2 separate regions of the Homo sapiens genome follow, and region 2 is linked to region 1. Evidence: read pairs that join two places in POLR2A ChIA-PET (ENCODE). Cell type or tissue: GM12878. All regions are shown on one strand. Region 1 has its middle 450 kb from the start of CCNG1. Region 2 overlaps LOC105377700 (a long non-coding RNA gene).

Region 1 (5,000 bases):
TGTGTTTCCAATTGTCAACTAATGCTCTCTATATTTAAAAACTATATTTAAACAAGTATGTAAAGTAATTTGCTACAGGGAATTCCCACATATTGAGATAATTTTTTTTTTTGAGATGGAGTTTTGCTCTTGTCACCCAGGCCAGAGTGCAGTGGCGCGATCTCAGCTCACTGCAACCTCTGCCTCCTGGGTTCAAGTGATTTCTCCTGCCTCAGCCTCCCAAGTAACTGGGACTACAGGCGCCCGCCACCATGCTCAGCTAATTTTCTGCATTTCTAGTAGAGACAGGGTTTCACCATATTGGGCAGGCTGGTCTTGAACTCCTGACCTCAGGCGATCCACCCATCTCAGCCTCCCAAAGTGTTGGGATTACAGGCGCGAGCCACTGCGCCCGGCCATAGTGAGATAATGTTAACCTTCATGGAGATATTAGGAGTGAGGTTGGAAGTTTATGAGAAAAATTATTTTATAATCTATATTCTACTTCCAGGAAATGAAGGAATTTAAATGATACTCTAAACTTCTGTAACGGTATTAAATACAGTTAACATTATTCATTACCTACCATATTCCACAAACTTTATTAGCTTGAAATTCTTTGCATAATTTTCTTTTTCCCCTTTTCCTTCCTCTTTAGTTTTTGATGAGACCTGTGGAGAATTTTAAGCTTTCTAAGATATAACATGGAGCATTGCTTCTTAAAGCATGTGAGTTTAGTTTATTGATAATGTGATATTGCAGCATAAAAGTTATATTAGACAAACCCCATCACAAGGCTGCTTTTCTTCTTGCCTTGTATAGCTTCTATACGATTCTTTCACTAATGTCCAAGAGGAAAAACAAAGCCAAAATCTTATCTCTAATACCAAGAGCATGTCATGTGTAGCAGGTCAGGCATGGGAAAATGTAAATCATTTGAAGCCTATACAAGTTTTAGTTACCCACTTAGGATAATAAGTTATGTATGTCTATAAGCCATTGGTCTATAACTGAACAGAGTGTATTGTTGGCTTCAAGCTAGAAAGGTTATGAGTCAAATGTGATTAATGCTATAGCATGGATAGGTACTGTGAGACTACTGAGTAGCTATGTATGTTTCCTGTTAAATTAGGTACATATATTCCCTAAAAATATTTCATTAAGAAGTTTAGGACTCACTCAGTTATTCACCTTTAAATTATATATGGCTTATATCTATTTATATATTTATTGTTTTGTTTTATTGTGCTTTGTTTTAGATACATGAATTTGTGATTTCCAGAAAAATTATGTTGCTTTTCATGTCTTCATTATTTTTCATGTTTATATTTATTTCTATAAGCGAGATTTCAAAATGCTGAAATAATTGGCCATCCAACAGTTAAAATCCTATAGTAGTAAAACCGTGGAAATCCTGGATAACTGTGACTATTCTTTATGACACAGCTTTTTCTTAAAATTGATATTAACAAAATGCCTTGATTCAGAATTAGCATGAAGCTATACATAAGCTTTTCCCCTGTCTTTCAGTAACTTAATGGTTTAAATTAATGTCATATTGAAGGACAAAATTTCCACAAGAGACACTTTGAATACAGAAAATTCTCAAAAATGCCTCTCTCAGTCAAGTTCCATCTTGTGATACTTTTGTGAGTTATTTTGAAGCAAAGTCACTATTATTTACATTTATTGTTAAGCTGTTAGTTTCCTAAATATTTTGATATGCACAATTAATTTAATTTTCACAATAAGTCCCATAGATAAATACAATAATTAATCCAATAATTAATCATAGGTGAGTTATATGAACCTTTATTGCACAGTGGTAGTTAATTTGAAAGAGACTGGGATCCAAAACATTTAATTCCTGATCAGACTCCACACTCTTCATGTTAAATTACAGATCAGAGAACAGCCCAGTTTATGTGGCCTAGAGCTTCAGCTAGATATTACATAAGAATACTGGATTTTTATTGGAATATTGTTTGGTTGTTCATTCTATTTTGCTAAAGTGCCAAGTATACAAAATTCCCCATAATGCGCTATAGAGTAATATTGCTTGTCACTTTAAACATAGATAAAATTCTCAAAAGCTTCCCCTGGATTCCCCCAGAATATCCATATGTATTTGGAATTATGTAGGAAAATGCAACTGAAGAGTTTCTCTGCAGTGGGCTTGATGAATGTGTTCCTGGGATGAAGAAATTAGCCAGCTGTCTGAGAAATAAAAAGATTACAAAGTTTTACCAGTTCTTGAATTAATTGACTTTCTCAGTTTGTAATGAGATCTGAGGATGACTTTCAGTGCAATTGAGATGATCCTTTTTGATCTATCTCAGGGTTTCTCAACCTCAGCACTATTAACATTTCGAACAGATAATAATTTTATATGAGGAGGGCTGACCTGTGCATTGTAGGATGATTCACAGGATCCCTGGCCTCTACCCATTAGATGCCAATCTCAGCTCCCCATTATGACAAACAATATCTCCAGGTGTTGCCAGTATCTCAAGGAAGTGGTGCAAAATAGTTCCCAGTTGAAAACCACTGATCTAGATGTATACACTTCAGAGAAATGCAAACTTTTCCCTTATTTTATGGAATGCAAATGAATGTCTAGCCTTTTTCTGAATACTGAGCATCTTCATTTTGTTGTGGTTGAAGGGAAATTCCTAAGTGACCACTATTCTGTGCTTTCTTTCAGAACCATTAACTACACGGCTCTCTCAAGCCAATTATTATCACATAAAATGTTTTCAAGGCCTGTGTGAGTGTTCAAAGGTCACATCATAGTAAAATGGCAAATCTTTTCATCTGATAACCCAGTAAATAAAAAACTACTATTCAAGAGGAAGAATCAGCCACAAACTATTTTTTTTCCTAATAAATCTGCCCTTCCCTACAATCTCACAGACACTGTGTTGAGGCAGGGATGCCAGCTTAAAAGCCTCATTATTCAAAAGGCTCATTATCTTATTTCTTGTCTTACCACTGGGCCTTGGTTGAAGCTATTCTGGACCACTCCTCCAGGTTTTTCTAACTTCAGGTCTCAAAGATCAGGATTTCAGGCATAACTCCTTTTTCTCTCACAGACTCTCAACTTCTTAGGCATATCGGTTCACTTATTCTGAGAAATCAACTTGGAATATCAAGGAATGAAACAGATTGGCTAAGGTACTCAAAAACATAACAATGGGTGCCCACTTCTTTACACTGTCGTAACTAAATAAGGCATCCGAATAACCTTTTATAGAGGCAAAATTATCTTCAAGGTGACTCTCCATCCATTTCTGTATTATAAAGTAGGTGCCAACTTCTCTTCCCAAAAGGCAGCTTATCTTAGGAGATAGCAAAAATTCCTCACCATTTAGCTTATCAGTTATTCTACCAGACAGTGATGCAATCTCCTTGCAAATGCAATCTGTTTTTCTGATGAATTGCCAAAGTTCAGTAGCCACAGATGGAGGTGAGGACAGGGAAGAAAACCCCACAGGCATAGTTGTCCTTGTTTGAGGATGTCATTAAGAAGTCCATTCTGGTTCATGGCCAGATGCCTCCTTGTTGCCTTTGTAGAAGGCCAGTCCACTCATTTGTGTTTGTTGGTACAAAGAGCTATTTTTGTTGTTGAGTGCAATTGCCTCCATTTAGAAGTACTTAAAATGAGCACATGCACTTTCTGGAAGGCTATTTTACTTTCATTTTATTAAATGATTTATTGGATGGCTCCCAAAATGATTACCCAGAAATGTCAGGTAAAGGTTAATTCAATACCATGGGGCAGAGTGGTGTTAGACTTATGTGGCATGAGGCTGATTAGAACATTTGCCTTAGGAAAGGAAAGGGAATAATTTAGTGTAACACCATGGGTATCTGACATTACTTTTCAATTTACCTGTTGATGAAGAAATACATTTCCGGGTGTCTTTTCCATCTCAGAAAAAGTGAAAATGTTTTTGAAAGAATGGTCACACTTCACTATTTGAAAATATGTATTGACATAATTTAGGAATATTTTTCATTGCTACAGAAACACTGTTTTCATATAAGATTATGCTATGGAAGAAAGAAGAGGCATGAAATGGGAGACAAGGGGAAGTGCATTTTGGCAGATATATTATTACATAGAATTTTTGAGGTCTGGAAACTCTGAATTAGAAAGTGTGGGCTTGATTAACAGCTTCATGGTCTATGTACTAAATATATGACATTAGGACAATTCATCTTCTTAAGCTTTAGTTTCCTCATCTGTAACATAGAAAATGCAGAACACAGTTTGCTTCACACAAACATGCTCAGTCTACACATTTTCTTATTCAAGAAACATTCATTGAGCACCAGCTGTGTCCCAGGAATGGTTTTAAGCTCGGGAAACAAAAGACTGCGCAGAAACAAGCCCATTCTGCTGCCTTCGTGGAGCCTGTGAGTTGGGTTTGTGGGCTTGGTTAGAAAGCAGCTATGAATTAAGTAATCATATAAACGTGTGAAATTTTAACTGTGATAACCGCTATCAAATAAAGCAATTCGGTGTTATAACTCTGAGTTATATTCTAGTCTGAGACAGCAGGAAACTTCCTTGAGAAAGTGACAGTAGAGCTACATCCCAAAGATGAATAGAAGTTAACTAAGTACAATGGTCTGAATATTTGTGCCCCCTCAAAATTCATAGGTTAAAATCTATTCACCATTGTGTTGGTATTGGTAGGTAGGGAATTTGAGAAGTGATTTAGATTATAAGGTGCTCTCATGGTTGGGATTAGTGCATCTAGGAAAGAGGCCTTAGGGAGCTGCCTTGCCCCTTCTACTCTGCGAGGACACAGCATGAAGACATCCTCTATGAATGAGAAAGTGGGCCTTCACTAGACATTGAATTTGCTGGGGTCTTGATCCTGAATTTCCTTGCTTCCAGAACTGTGAGCAAGCTACCTGGTCTCTGGTATTTTGTTATAGCAGTCCAAACAAGCTAAGACACTAAGGGATGGTGGGGAGAGAAAGGGAAGAGTAATGTAGGTAAAAGCCCTGTA
Region 2 (5,000 bases), 96 kb before region 1:
CTTTGTAATTTCTATACTACAAATGGAAATTATCTTTTAACACTGAGACTTTTTTAAAGAAAAATCCATGCCTCACAATACTCCAACATGACTGTCTAGTTCTGGATTCTGTCAATTTCCCCATAGGTCTTCCAACTGCTCGATGTTCTTTTAAAATGCCATTTTCAAGGACTATTCAACAGGCTGAGTTTGCATCCCCAGAATCACTACCTTTCATGTCATATGAAGGATATTCTCACTCTGTCACATCCTTCTTTTCCCGTGCACATTTGTTATTTATCTTGCATCTGGATCTATGCCAGAGCTGCCTGTAAATCTTAACAGAGTGCCTCTTAGCCTCTGAATTCCCTTTATCTGTCATGGAAGCATATTCTTGAAAGAACTCCAGGAGGGCAGTTATAATGAGTGATCCTCTCATTTTCCCCATTCTTTCTTTCAGACTTGCCAAAGAAGCTGCTTATTTCACAGAAGGATGGTGCTGGCTGAAAGATACTTCCTTGAAACTGAGAGATTGCTTCCTTAGACAGGTCTCCTTGAAGAGGTATTTGATTTGCATTTTAATTGTTGGAGCTAAAAACCTAGCTCAGAACTTCAGTTATCTGCATTGTTTCTGTTTGCATTCTTGCAGTGTGTCACTTAGGAGCATATAGAAGTAAATTAAATACGTATGTTTGGTTACACATTAGAGTTTCACATTTATTTGATAAAAGCTGCAACTATCCTTTAGACAATAAGTACATACATAAATAATAAAAAGATCGATAATGTCTAGAGTTGGTAAAAGTATGGGGAAGTAGTTACAATCATTCTTACATCTTGCAGAAAAATATTGATTGCAGCAACATTTTGGGGAGATTAATCTGGTAGCATCTAGCCAAGCTTTAAGGCTCTTTAATTCCTTTATCAATTCATTTAATAAAAATCAAGTGAGCACTTAGTATGTGCCAGGCACAATTTTAGTTACCAGAGATATGGCAGTAGAAAAAGTAAGTCCTTACCCCTGTGGGTGGTACTCTTATTTGGAGTAGGACTGGAAACAGAAAATAAACAAATAAACAAGTCAATCCAAAGTATGTCAGATGTAATTAATGCTTTGAACAAAATAAGGTGAGGTAGAAAGAGAAGAGCTACTTCTTTTGGGGAGGTATGTTACTGGTTTTATTTAGCATGTTCAGGAAGGGCGCCGCTGAGAAGGTGACATTTGAGTGGAGACCTGAAGAATGTGAGAGAGTGGGGCATGCAGATACCTAAGCAAAGGCAGCTCCAAGTAGAGGGAACAAGCAAATGCAAGAAATTCTAAGGTGAGGGCTTGCGTCGTGTTGGATTCAGGGAATAGTGCTGAGGCCAGTGTGTCTGGAGTGAAGCGACTGTGGTGGGGAGTGGTAGGAGATGGGGTCAAAATGATACCGAGGGTGAAGATGAGCAATTCACAGAAAGACACAGGTCATCGAAGGACTTTGTCTTTTGCTCTAAGAGAACTGACAGACCACTGATGGATTGGGGCAGAAGACTGACACAGTCTAAGTTTTAATTTTTATGTGCATGATAAAAGAACAAGGACAGAACAGGCACACTAGTTAGACTATTGCAGCAATCTGGAGGCTATTGCTTTTAATTTCTGTGTAAATAAACACATCAGAACATAAGGCTCTATGTGCAGGGGTGTTTGTTGCAACACTGTCTTATGTCACCTCATTACAGAAAACACTGAATGCATACTATATCGATAGGGGACTGGTTGGATAAATACTGCTACATCCATACAATGGAATAGCATATATGTATTATAAGAGTGAGTTAGGACTGGGTGTGCTGACTCACACCTGTAATCCCAGCACTTTGGGAAGCCTAGGCAACAGGATTGCTTGAGGCCAGGAGTTCAAGAGTAACCTGGGGAACATAATAAGACTCCATCTACAAAAAAGTTTTAAATATTTAAAACTTAGGTGGGCATCATGATGTGCACCTGTAATTCTAGCTACTCAAGAGGCTGAAGTGGAAGGATTGCTTGAGCCCAGGAGTTTGAGGCTGCAAGGAGCTATGATCACATCACTGTACTCCAGCCTGGGCAACAGAGTGAAACCTGTCTCTAAAAAAAAAAAAAAAAAAAAAGAAAAGAAAAAGAAAAAGAGTGAGTTAGAATTTTGATCTACTTGGTCTGATGTCAAAGCTTGTGCTTTTCTGTGGTTTAACTCCTACATTACATAACTTCAAGACAAATAGTTCTTTTTTTTTTAACTGTACTTTAAGTTTTAGGGTACATGTGCACAACGTGCAGGTTTGTTACATATGTATACATGTGCCATGTTGGTGTGCTGCACCCATTAACTCTTCATTTAACATTAGGTATATCTCCTAATGCTATCCCTCTTCCCTCCCCCCACCCCACAACAGGCGCTGGTGTGTGATGTTCCCCTTCCTGTGTCCATGTGTTCTCATTGTTCAATTCCCACCTAGGTTCTTTTCTTAATGGGAGAAAGGCCATGGGTCTTTGAAGGCTAGAAACCTGTTAACATTTATTTTCATACTCAGACAATTCATGATCTAGCATAGTTGTTAGCATATAAGACTCACTCAATACTTAATTATTGAATAAATTGGGTGGGAATTATAACTGAATATCCTGTAATTTTTATATTTACCATAGAAATTACATATACTGACACTGAGGAAAATTTTCATAATTTACTTTTTTTTTCCAAATGGAAATCTCCCTTGTGAGTAAGATTATAGAATAGCACGAACATGCAGAATGTCTTTGTGTGTAAATTAGTGAGCATCATGTGAGGAAGAGCTATAACTTACTATTTGGAATCTCTGTATATACTTTGCAGGGGAAATCACATCTGAATGTTCCTTTATTGTATCATGCGCAGAACTCTGAATTCTGAATGAAATTTAGGTTCAGGCAATTAAGGCCATAAAAAGTTTGTTCTTTATGTGGATTTATCTACTTCAACTTTTATTTTAAATTCAGGGGATATATGTGCAGGTTTGTTACAAGGGTACATTGCATGATGCTAAGGTTTGGGGTTCTTTACATTTAAAGAATGTAAAGGGGTAGGAGGAGAAGAGCTACTTTTTTGGGGAGGTATGTTACTGGTTTTATGTAGCATGTTCAGGAAGGGCCCCTTCCCCTACATTTAAAGAATGTAAAGAACTTTGGGTAGGACCAGCTTGACCTCTCATTTTGATATATTTTTTAAAAAGACAAATATCTGGCCAGGCATGGTGGCTCATGCCTGTAATCCCAGCACTTGGGGAGGCCGAGTCCGGTGGATCACCAGGGTCAGCAGTTCGAGACCAGGCTGGCCAAAATGTTGAAACCCCATCTCTACTAAAAATACAAAAATTAGCTGGGCATGGTGGCAGGCGCCTGAAATCCCAGCTACTTAGTAGGCTGAGGCAGGAGAATCACTTGAACCAGGAAGGTGGATGTTGCAGTGAGCCGAGATCACGCCATTGCACTCCAGTGTGGGTGACAAGAGCGAAACTCTGTCTCAAAAAAAAAAAAAAAGACAAACATATTTATTTTCCTAATAGTTAATTATTTACACTCTTCATTTTTCTGGTATCTAAAGCTTTTATCTCACTGCAGTGAACATTTAAGGTAATTTTTCAGTGGGATTTCTCTGCCCAATACCTCCTTCACAAGCTTCTTTGAAGTAATATTATCCTAATGTTGCTCTTAAGTTGTTTCAAACCCTCAAATATATAAACAAAACATTGAAAATATTCTTTTATTCTAAAGAATATGCATATATGTGTAGATATTGCAAGTGATATTAAGCATAAGTAGAAAAATGTACATAGAAGAATGTTATTATCCATGATCTCATCAGCTGGTTATATCCATAAAACATTTTGTTGAATAATCTTCCATGCTATCATTAATTCATTCATTGGCTTATTTATTTAGTCCTTCAGTTTCTTTAATAAATGTTACTGCTTTCCTACCTTGTGCCAGGTACTGGGTGTTGGGAATATATTAGTGAAATAAGGCTATGAGGTCTTTGACCTCAAGGAGCAAATAATACAGGAAGAGAATCAGACAATAAAGAGGTATTTATGTATATATACGTAAAAAATCACATACTGAGAAATTCTATAAAAAGAAATAAAACAGGGTGTGGGGAAAGGAACATGAGGAGGGGGTGTTCATGATGCTATTTTATTTTTATTACTTTGTATTTCAATAGTTTATTGGGGAAGAGGTGATGTTTGGTTACATTAGTAAGTTCTTTACTAGTGATTTGTGAGCAATGTATAATGCACAGTATTTGTAGTCTTTTATCCCTCATTCCCTTCCCGCCCTTTCCCCCTGAGTCCCCAAAGTCTATTATGTCATTCTTAGGCCTTTGCAGCCTCATAGCTTACCTCCCACTTATGAGTGAGAACATATGATGTTTGGTTTTCTGTTTCACAGTTACTTCGCTTAGAATAATAGTCTCCAATCTCATCCAGGTCACTGTGAATGCCATTAACTCATTCCTTTTTATGGCTGAGTAGTATTCCATCATATATATATATATATATATATATATATATATATATATATACACACATATATATACCACAGTTTCTTTATCCACTCGTTGATTGATGGGCATTTGGGTTGGTTCCATGATTTTGCAATTGTGAATTGTGGTGCTATGAGCATGCATGTGCAAGTATCCTTTTTGTGTAATAACTTGTTTTCCTCTGGGTAGATACCCAGTAGTGGGATTGCTGGATCAAATGGTGGTTCTACTTTTAGTTCTTTAAGGAATCTCCACACTGTTTTCCATAGTGGTTGTACTAGTTTACATTCCCACCAGCAATGTAGCAGTGTTCCTTGTTCAGTGCATACACGCCAACATTTACTGTTTTTTGATTTTGTGATTATGGCCATTCTTGCAGGAGTAAGATGGTATCACATTGTGGTTTTGATTTGCATTTCCCTGATTATTAGTGATGTTGAGCATTTTTTCATATGTTTGTTGGCCATTTGTACATCTTCT

Evidence for each region. ChIA-PET counts read pairs that join two places held together with the same protein. Peaks named below come from ENCODE experiments on the same cell type or tissue, not always from the same donor. Only the 100,000 strongest peaks of a DNase experiment are listed, where the experiment ranks them.
Region 2: POLR2A ChIA-PET joins it to region 1 with 9 read pairs; 2 of 35 experiments call an interaction of 5 or more read pairs at or near these places.

Annotation. Positions count from the first base shown.
Region 1 is chr5:162,988,718-162,993,717 of GRCh38, reverse strand. No RefSeq gene overlaps it. Among named protein-coding and RNA genes, the nearest start is that of CCNG1, 450 kb to the left of the region's middle. In GM12878, no CTCF peak of the experiment used is centred here; a DNase peak (open chromatin) is centred at 2,647.
Region 2 is chr5:163,084,786-163,089,785 of GRCh38, reverse strand. LOC105377700 (a long non-coding RNA gene) reads left to right here. Exons shown (of 4, transcript XR_002956233.2): 4 at 440-680. Among named protein-coding and RNA genes, the nearest start is that of CCNG1, 350 kb to the left of the region's middle. In GM12878, no CTCF peak of the experiment used is centred here; no DNase peak of the experiment used is centred here.